Linked DNA regions of Homo sapiens: region 2 is linked to region 1. A link is a loop called in an ENCODE intact Hi-C map of the cell type or tissue named here. Cell type or tissue: body of pancreas. All regions are shown on one strand. Each heading gives the region's core, and the rest is flanking DNA. Links, peaks and the distances in the headings are about the cores only. Region 1 overlaps L2HGDH (L-2-hydroxyglutarate dehydrogenase). Region 2 overlaps SOS2 (SOS Ras/Rho guanine nucleotide exchange factor 2).

Region 1 (5,383 bases), core at 166-5,165:
AGTTCCTCAAAATGTTAAACATGGAGTTACCCTGACAATCCAGCAATTCCCCTCCCAGGTATATAACCAATATAAATGAAAACATATGTTCACAAATAAACTTATACATGAATGTTCATAGCAGCATTATCCATAATAGCCAAAAGGTGGAAACAATCCATATGTCTATCAACTGATGAACAAATAAAATGTGGTATATCCATACAATGGAATATTGTTCAGCCATAAAAGACATGAAGTACTGATTCATGCTACAACAGGGATGAACTTTGACAACATTATGCTAAGTGAGAGAAGCCAGTCACAAAAGACTACATAGTATATGAATCTATTTATATGAAAAGTGCAGAACAGGCAAATCCACAAAGACAGAAAGTATACTAGTGGTTGCTAGGGCATCGGGGGAGGTAGAAATGGGAAGTGACTGCTAATGGGTATGGGGTGTCTTTTTGGGGTGATGAAAAAGCCTGAAATTAGATAGTGGTGATGATTGCTCAGCTCTATAAATATACTAAAAATTGATCTGTGCACTTTAAAAGGGCGAATTGTATGGTGCATAAATTATATGTCAATAAAACTTTTATTTAGAAAATTACATAACGTCACACCATCTTTTTTTAGTTATTCCCTAAGATTAGATTTGAAAAATTACATAGATACAAAGAAAAAAATACATTTTTAAAAAATGTAATATTAAACATCACTAAGCAAATGCTAGTTGGAAATTAGTCAAGGCTCTAATAAAATGCCATACCTTGCCACACTGCTTGTAGGAAATTCCCTTTTGCTGACAGTACTCATAGAGGAGGGCTGCACCTTGTACACATAATTTGGCTTTCAGAGACTCAGGTTTATAATAAATTCCACTATGTATGACACCACTGTTATGTCCAGTCTGGTGAACAGCTACAGAACAAGAGAAACAGGGTAAGAGTAAGTACATGATTCATACAAAACATAAGAGGTAAGAGAACAAACTTATAGTTGAAGCTATTAGAGACCACATCATGTAAAATTCTGCCTGAATTTGTTCAGATCACTGGTAACTTCTTCTAACATCCCTGGTATCCATGTCACATCCCTCCAGCCCATCTCTGATTTCAACTACAACTTTGGTGCACAAACTCACCTCTCATTACCAGCAAACCACTTCAGGGGCCCCCTAGGGCTCTTTGCACTCTGCCTTGGGGCCTCTGGTAACTTTTTTAGAGAAGGGCACGGGGTGCTCAACATCACTAGCGGCAATCCTCAACCAATAGAGAGAAGAGCCGATGGATAAAGTGAGCACAATCCTGGGAAATACTACATTGCTCCTCAGAGGCTCCGGTGGAATCAAGCTCACAGCCACAATCTTGATGTGTTCTCATGTCTTTTCCTCCTTCCCTGTCTTACTTTCCTCACCCCCTCACTCCTGTTTCCTGAGATAACCTCTCAAATAAATAACCTATAGACACGTCCTCCTTGTCCCACACTCGGCTTTAACCTCTCAAATAACCTATAGCCATGTCCTTGTCCCACACTCTGCTTTTAGAACACAAACTAAGAAACTAACACTGACATTCAGCATGAAAGATTCACAACAGACAAAATGAGCAGATGCCCAAGTAAGCCCAAAGAACAACATTGATTATATACATACCTAAATCTTTCTCCTTTTCCAGAACACCAATAGAAAGTGATGGATGTCGCAGGATGAGTGCTCTGGCAGAGGCAAGCCCCACAATTCCGCCACCAACGATGACTATATCAAATGAGCTTCAAAAGAAAGTCATCTTTAAAGTAATTCATATTTACAGTAGACCTCGCCAAACTTCACATGCATAATTTTCATCAATGGACAATTAAACCATTAATTTGTAATCATGAAAACGTATTCGGCGGCCGGTCGCAGTGGCTCACACCTGTAATCCCAGCACTTTGAGTGGCCGAGGGGGGCGGATCACGAGGTCAAGAGATCGAGACCATCCTGGCCAACATGGTGAAACCCCGTCTCTACTAAAAATACAAAAATTAGCTGGGCGTGGTGGCGCGTGCCTGTAGTCCCAGCTATTTGGGAGGCTGAGGCAGAAGAATCACTTGAACCTGGGAAGCAGAGGTTGCAGTGAGTGGAGATCACGCCACTGCACTCCAGCCTGGTGACAGAGCAAGGCGACAGAGCAATGTATTGGGCCCTGTGCTGTTTGGTTTCACATGTATTAAAAAAAAAAAACCCTTAAAAGTTATACTAATCAAGCCTGGGTGTGATGGCTCATGCCTGTAATCCCAGCACTTTGGGAGGCCAAGGTGGGTGGATCACTTGAGGTTAGGAGTTCAAGACCAGCCCGGCCAACATGGTAAAACCCCATCTTTACTAAAAATACAAAAATTAGCTGGGTGTGGTGGCAGGCACCTGTAATCCCAACTACTCGGGAGGCTAAGGCTGGAGAATCGCTTGAACCTGGGAGGCGGAGGTTGCAATGAGCCGAGGTCATGCCACTGCACTCCAGTCCAGCCTGGGAGACAGCGCCAGACCCTGTCTCAAAAAAAAAAAAAAAAAGTTAGACGCATTAAAAAAAAAAAAAAAAAACCTCAAAAGTTATACGCATCACTGGTCAGTAGTATAATCAACTACAGCTTACTGGCAGGCAGGATAGCTGGTTGCCCAATCTGCTCTTTATCTCCATAGCACGGCAGCCAGGCTGGTTACATAAGTGACTGCAGTCATGCGTTGCTTAACCATAGGGTTAGGTTCTAAGAAATGCATTGGTAGGCGATTTCCTTGTGCAAACAGCATAGAATGTACTTACACAAACCTAGATGATATAGCTTACTGTACACCTAGGCTATATGGGATAGCTTATTGCTCCTAGGCTACAAGCCTGTACAGCAGGTTACTATATTGAATACTGCAGGCAACTGTAACACAATGGTAAGTATCTGTGCATCTAAAAATGTGTACATATAAAAAAGGTACAGAAAAAATATGGTATTATAATCTTTGGTATCACCACTGTACATGCAGTCTGTGGTTGACCAAAATGTTGTTATGCGGTGCATGACTATACTTTGTGTTAAGCATAGTCATGATTCTACTACCCAGCCTTTCAAAATTCCAATGTAGTACTCTTGACAATGTGTTAACACATTAAAGCTTTAACACTTTAGTGTGCAAGAATTTTTACAAGTTTTTCTTTGAGAAGTAAACAACTCCGAGAAAATAAACCTTGGGGCAATAATTGGTCCAGAAATGGGCTTAGGAACCACAATCTTTGCCATGGCAAATCCTGATTATACAACCATTTACAAAATTAGGGCCGGGCGTGGTGGCTCACGCCTGTAATCCCAGAACTTTGGGAGGCCAAGGCGGGCAGATCACGAGGCCAGGAGGTTGAGACCATCCTGACTAACACGGTGAAACCCCATCTCTACTAAAAATACAAAAAATTAGCCAGGCGTGGTGGCGGGCACCTGTAGTCCCAGCTACTCGGGAGGCTGAGGCAGGAGAATGGCGTGAACCCAGGAGGCGGAGCTTGCAGTGAGCCAAGATTGCACCACTGCACTCCAGCCTGGGCGACAGAGCGAGACTCTGTCTCAAAAAAAAAATTTAGAACAACCATGTATAATTTATATAAATCTGCAATTCGAAGCTTAAAAGATTACCTTTAACACTGACCTGATAGCCAACAAATATGGATCTTATAGGAACTGTAGACAGAGGGAAATTTCAGAGATTAGGCCCTTTCTTCGAAAAGTGATCTAAGTTTCAATTTCAAAATCCTTAGCAAAGCACATCAATTTGATTAGAATTGCTACCACATCTTTGGCTGTATCTGGAACCAGAAACAGATCCTAGACAACTAGGAACTAACACGTAAGCTTGATAAATCAAATCCTGCATCTTAAATTAACTTGGGGGTCATAAGTGGATAAAGTTCCCTCTGTCAGAGCATAAGCCTTATACTTGAACAGGGAGAACCTCCAGGTGATGCTCAGCAGGTGGTTCTCCTGCAGCAGCTTTAGATTGGATAAAATGGTTGTCAAGGATGGTGAATGATGCCCACTTTTAAAAAGAGAGGGCATAAAAAGAGCAGCACAAGTAAAATGGGATTCTGGGTCCACTACATTAATACTAGTTATTGGCAAATGCCTACAGTGGTCAACTAAAAAATTACTAATGTGATCAGAATGTATTTGGAAGTCCAAGCCTTTAAGCAGGTTTTAAAAAAACATAAGTTCAGTGGATAAAAGGTAAAGCATTCACATTCCACTAGGTACTTACACTGATTTACAGATTGACCCTTTACACAACTTTCACAATAAACAGATGTTTTATGGATTCTAAAATAGCCTGGCTTTTAAGAATTCCAGAATAACTATTGTTAAGATAGGCTTTTTATTTTTCAAAACCTCTATAATCTTCCACTAAGGTAGGTGTTCAAAACACTTACAAATACTTAAGATATTTGTATGTGTATTACTTAATCATATTTTATATACAGTCATCCCTCAATATCCACAGGGGATTGGTTTCAGGACTCCCATGGATACCGAAATCCACGTATGTTCAAGTCTTGTATACGAAATGGCACAGTATTTGCATATAATCTACACACATCCTCCAATATACCTTAAGTCATCTCTGGATCACTTATACTACATAGTACCATGTAAATGCTATGTGAATAGTTGTTATACTGTATTTTAAATTGTGTTATTTTTTACTGTTTTTTCCAAATATTTTGATCCATAGTTGGTTGAATCTGCAGATGCAGAACCCACAAAAACGAGGACTGACTGTTTTGACTGACTTTTTTTTTTTTTTTTCGGTGAGATGGAGTCTGGCTCTGTCGCCAGGCTGGAGTGCAGTGGCATAATCTCGGCTCACTGCAACCTCCAGCTCCCGGATTCAAGCGATTCTTCCACCTCAGCCTCCCAAGTAGCTGGGACTACAGGTGCGCGCCACCATGCCCAGCTAATTTTTGTATTTTTAGTAGAGACGGGGTTTCACCATGTTGGCCAGGATGGTCTCAATCTCTTGACCTCGTGATCCGCCCACCTCAGCCTCCCAAAGTGCTGGGATTACAGGTGTGAACCACCGTGCCCAGCTGTATTTTTTTAATTTATCAAGTTGATATCTATATCAATTACATGGCAGTGTGTGTATAAGAGAGATATCTTTCATACTGTTTTTCTTTCTTACTTTCAAGTTCAACTATGATGCTATGTTTTGCCTTCAAGGCTCATTTTCTGTAAAAGGTAGCATAACCTTGGCCCTTACAGGGGTGGTCTTGACTTCCATAATAATGCTTCTCATCCTTGCTGCCTTTTGTTTTTTTTGGGGGGTTTTTTTGTTTTGGGGTTTTTTTTTTTTTTTTAGATGGAGACTAGTGATTAAATGTTGATG
Region 2 (5,383 bases), core at 259-5,258, 81 kb before region 1:
GAGAGGTGTGGAGACAGAATCTTGCTCTGTCACCCAGGCTGGAGTGCAGTGGTGTGATCACCACTCACTGTTAAGCCTCGAACTCCTGGGCTCAAGTGATCCTTCCACCTCAGCCTCCCTTGTGACTGGGACTACAGGTGGGCACTACCACACCAGCTCCCATTTCTTGTTTTCGGTCTCCTCCTCCTATTTCCCTACACCTGTATGCTTAGCATACAGGTAATCTAGTATGTCATTAAAAGAACAGACCCTGCATTGGGCCAGGCGCGGTGGCTCACGCCTGTAATCCCAGCACTTTGGGAGGCCGAAGCGGGCAGATCACGAGGTCAGGAGATCGAGACCATCCTGGCTAACATGGTGAAACCCCATCTCTACTAAAAATACAAAAAAAAAAACTTAGCTGGGCGTGGTGGCGGGCGCCTGTAGTCCCAGCTACTAGGGTGGCTGAGGAAGGAGAATGGCGTGAACCCGGGAGGCAGAGCTTGCAGTGAGCCAAGATAGCACCACTGCACTCCAGCCTGGGCGACAGAGCGAGACTCCATCTCAAAAAAAAAAAAAAAAAGAACAGACCCTGCATAAAGAAAGCACTCAGTAAATACTTGTTAAATAGATTCACAGCAGCAAACAGATCTCTTGGCCTCACTGAAATTATCTGGATACTGGAAAAAATTTTAAACTCCATAAAATTTGTTTTCATTTCACTGGAAATGTATCTGGAGACCTGGTTCTCATACAACATTATAAATGAAGGAATTCCCTCTCTTACGTTTCTCTATTCCTCCCACTGTCCATTAATAATTCTCAGAGTCCATGCTCTTAATTAGGTACTTTCAGCAGGCTTTCACAATGTAAGTTTATTTAAAATGCAGATAAGTACAGGCCAAGAAGCTATTTCTACTTAATATTAGGTGAGAGCTTACCATAATATAATCAAATATGTAAAAAAGATTAGCTGAAGCAAAAATTTTTGTCATCAAAGTTTTCTTTGAATGGCCTATGACCCAGAAGCACCTTCCCATAAAGGCAGGTCATTTGCTTGTAAACCCAAGACAGTACAGGCTAGAAAAATGGTTCCCAATTTGTTCCAGTGGCAGATCATTTGGAAATCAGTGTTCTTTGCAGAACGTGAAATTTTAAGACTCATATTCTATCACAGCAGGGACAATGCTAGTAATGACTTTAAAACTTAAAATCAAACTACAGGAACATGTTTCTAAGAAAAAAACCAAAAAGTATTAAAAGCCATTTTCCCTTTAAAACCTCCATGATCATTCGCTCATTTATTTTACAATCTTTCACTACTCACTAGCAAGTAAATTGCAGCAGACAACAAAGATTTTTTTTTCTAATTTATGGAAGAAAAATAAAATTGAAAAAATAATTGCTTTTTTTCCCCTGTGAACTGGGAAAAGATCGCTATTAAATTTGTTTCATTCACTTATGTTTAATAAATTCCCAGGCCAAACACCCACGTCTGTCAGGACACTTTCTAAACAGCCATATGTACTCTTTCCTAAAGAAGATCTGCCTGACAAGGTGCCTGCACACAGTGAGTAAAGCAGGGTCTCCTTTTATACCTGTTTTCACAGTTGCCCTCTCATTTTACTAAGAAAGGCAGATCTCTCACTTATCTTGAAATTCTCTATAGGATACATGTTGCTCTGAAGTGCAATAAATAAATCCTAGACACTAAACAAAGAGATAATTACAAATATTTTCATTTAAGTATCTTGCCTCTTCCATCCTCTAGCCTAGTGGAAAAATACATCCTCCTGAGGGGACAGGCCCATGAAAATAAAAAGAAAGCATCTTTAAGATTTTTAAAAAATTAGCCAAGTGTGGTGGCATGTGCCTGCAGTCCTAGCTACTCAGGAGGCTGAAATGGGAGGATCGCTTGAGCCTGGGAGGTTGAAGCTGCAGTGAGCCATGATCATGCCACTGTACTCCAGCCTGGGTGACAGAATGAGACTTTAATAATAATAATAATAATAATTCAGTTCAAAAGACAGGTTTTAAAGCTTTACGGTTGTAGGGAAAATCCTTTTAAATTCAATATGTAGACTTTTTTGTTGTTGTAAGGAGTATAAATAAAAAAGTGCGATTAAAGACTTAAATCTAAAAATATCATATTAGAATTATGCAGGGGAAATATAATGAAAAAAGTTCACAGAGAAAAAAAGGACAATGTAAAATTTCCAACTTTTAAAGACACACTTTTCATGTGTATTTTTAAAAAATGATGGTGGATATCAAATTATTTTGGTATTTAAATTCCATTCAGCACATTTAAAAGACTGATGCAACTGTTTTACCTTAAAACATCAGTATTTATAACACATATGAAATTACATCTACTGCAACTATTTAAATGTAAAATGAAAATTTCTAGATGTCAGCATAAAAATGTGCAAGTTTTTCAAAATTCTTTTGGGGATACACAGCAAAAAAAGTTAGAAAACTCCTAATTTAGGAGAAAGAATCAAGTAGATTCAGTGATGAATACATGTTAGCCTGGCATGAGAAAGAGGGGAAGAATGATGACTAGGTTTCTGGCTTGAGAACTGGATACATCATTTATATTGGAGATACAGGTTTATGGGAAAAAATACTGTGAACACTGATGTGGGACTGTCTGGGAAGCAGGAGGATGTAGCAGTTTTAGATAGGCTGTAAGAGAAAATCTCTCCAAGAAAATGATGTCTGACTATAAAGACCTAAAGGAGGTAAAAGGGCCAGCCACGTGATTATCTGAGGGAAGGGTGTTTCAGGTAGAAAATTCAGCAAGTACAAAAGTCCTAAGACTAAAACATGTCTACGTTATAGAAACAAGAAAGCCAGTATGGGGCAGAAGCAGAACAAACAAGGGACAATATTAAAGAGGTCAGAGAGGTAAAAGCGGGAGGTGGGGCAGCCCTAGACTGCAGAGGGCCTAGTAAACCTTTGGGAGGACTTTTTTGACTTTTATTCTGAGAAGCACTGAGAGGGTTTTGAACAAAGGAGTGAAATGATCTCACTTATCTCTTTGTGTTTGGGGAGAAAAAGAAACTAAATAGGACAAGAGCAGATGATCAGAGACCAGTTGAAAAGATATTTCAATATTCCAGGAGATTGGTGATGATGACTTGGTTCCAGGTGGTAAAAGTCAAAAAGTATAAAACGGTAACTAAATATATAGTTTGAGGTAGAGCTAAAAGGATGTGCTGACAAATTAGATGTGTGGTATAAAAAAAGACAATATTCAAGAATAACTTAAGATTTTTAGTTTGAGCAACCGGAAGGATGGAGTAGCCATTTATTGATATGTTAACCACTACAAAAGAAACAAGTTTGCAGGGGAAGAAAAGGATACAGTGTTGGTTGAGATGCCTCTGTGGAAATATCAAGTAAAAAGTTGGCCGGGTGTGGTGCTTCATGCCTGTAACTCAAACACTTTGGAGGCTGAGGCAGGAGGAATGCTTGGGCCCAGGAGTTGGAGACCAGTTTATGCAACACAGTAAGACCCTGTCTCTACAAAAAGTTTTTTAAAAATTGGGGCTGGGCGTGGTGGCTCATCCCTGTAATCCCAGTACTTTGGGAGGCCGGGGCGGGCAGGTGACGAGGTCAACAGATTGAGACCATCCTGGCCAACATGGTGAAACCCCGTCTCTACTAAAAATACAAAAAAATTACCTGGGCGTGGTGGCACACGCCTGTAGTCCCAGCTACTCGGGAGGCTGAGGCAGGAGAATCACTTGAACCTGAGAGGTGGAGGTTGCAGTGAGCCAAGATTGCACCACTACACCCCAGCCTGGCAAAAAAGCGAGACTCCATCTAAAACAAACAAACAAACAAAAAATTAGCTGGGTGTGGTGGCACACACCTGTAGTCCCAGCTATATGGGGGCGGCAGGGGGGTGAGGTGGGAGGATCATTGAGCCCAGGAGGTTAAGGCTATAGTGAGCTGTGATCTTGCCACTGCACTCCATCCTGGGTGACAGAGTGCGACCCTGTCTCAAAAAAAGAGTTGAACATTCATGTTTAAGAAAGAGGTCTGAGCCAGAAATGTAAATTTGGTAATTATCAGATTTAGATTATACGTGAAGCAATGAGGCAGGATGGCATCTCCAAAGGAGGATGTGTTAATAGAAATAGAAGTCTAAAAATTGGCCAGGCGCAGTGGCTCACGCCTGTAATCCCAACACTTGGGGGGCCGAGGCGGGCAGATCACAAGGTCAGGAGTTCAAGGCCAGCCTGGCCAACATGGTGAAACCCCATTTCTACTAAAAATATAAAAAAAAAAAAATTAACCAGACGTGGTGGTGCGCGCCTGTAATCCCAGCTACTCGGGAGGCTGAGACAGGAGAACTGGTTGAGCCTGGGAGGCAGAGGTTGCAGTGAGCCAAGATCGCACCACTGCACTCCAGCCTGGGTGACAGAGCAAGACTCCGTCTCAGGAAAAAAAAAAAATATATATATACACACACACACACACACACACACACACACACACACACACACACACACACATATATATAAATGGGCTCTGGGGAGGTCAGAAGGATGTGGTCACAGAAAGATGAGGAGGAATCAAGGGAAGGGAAACTAGAAGGAATATTCAGAGAAAAAAAATCCCTGAAAGCTTGATATTCTTCTGGAAGCCAAATGAAGAAAGGATTTCAAAAAAAGAAGAGATCAACTGTCAAATGCTGCTAATAGGTCAGTTAAGAAAGAACTATAATATACTTTGTATGTAAGAAGTAGTTTTTGGCAGGCAGGTGGCTCACTCCTGTAATCCCAGAACTTTGGGAGGCCAAGGCTGGAGGATCACTTGAGTCCAGGAATTTGAGACCAGCCAGAGGACATAGCAAGACCTTGTCTCCACAAAAAAAATAAGAAAATTAGCTGGGTGTAGTGGCACATGCCTGTAGTCCCAGCTACTCAGGAGGCTATAGTGGGAGGATCATTTGAGCCCAGGAGTTGGAGGCTGCAGTGAGCTATGATCATGCCACTGTACTCCAGCCTGCGTAGCAGAGCAAAACCCTGTCAAAAAAAAAAAAAAAGAGAGAGAGAGAGAAATAGTGTTTGAGTTTACAAAATGACCTAATGAGGAAGAAAACTGGAGTACAGAAAACTTTACTTAGAAGAGCTAATACTAGTCCTTATATCTAGATCTTGGTATTATTTTCATCTTGTTGCTTCACTTCTACATGTTAAAATGTGAATGTGTAATACTTTATCCATTTGAAAAAACTTTGTACTAGCATATATTCTTATGTAAAAGAAGAAAATAATTTTTTATGGACATGGGGTCTCGCTATGTTGGCCAGGTTGGTCTTGAACTCCTGGCCTCAAGCAATCCTCCCATCTCAGCCTCCCAAAGTACTAGGATTACAGGCATGAGCTAC

Evidence for each region. A loop is a pair of places that touch in the nucleus more often than their neighbours do. Peaks named below come from ENCODE experiments on the same cell type or tissue, not always from the same donor. Only the 100,000 strongest peaks of a DNase experiment are listed, where the experiment ranks them.
Region 2: it touches region 1 in a loop (5-fold over the local background); 34 of 110 quality-filtered maps call a loop at or near these places.

The regions. Positions count from the first base shown.
Region 1 is chr14:50,301,263-50,306,645 of GRCh38, forward strand. L2HGDH (L-2-hydroxyglutarate dehydrogenase) reads right to left here. Exons shown (of 10, transcript NM_024884.3): 2 at 1,640-1,755; 3 at 755-906. Among named protein-coding and RNA genes, the nearest start is that of MIR4504, 4.0 kb to the left of the region's middle. In body of pancreas, for the core only: no CTCF peak of the experiment used is centred there; a DNase peak (open chromatin) is centred at 2,659.
Region 2 is chr14:50,219,861-50,225,243 of GRCh38, forward strand. The region is part of intron 1 of SOS2 (SOS Ras/Rho guanine nucleotide exchange factor 2); the gene reads right to left. Among named protein-coding and RNA genes, the nearest start is that of SOS2, 9.0 kb to the right of the region's middle. In body of pancreas, for the core only: no CTCF peak of the experiment used is centred there; no DNase peak of the experiment used is centred there; H3K27ac peaks cover 729 bases.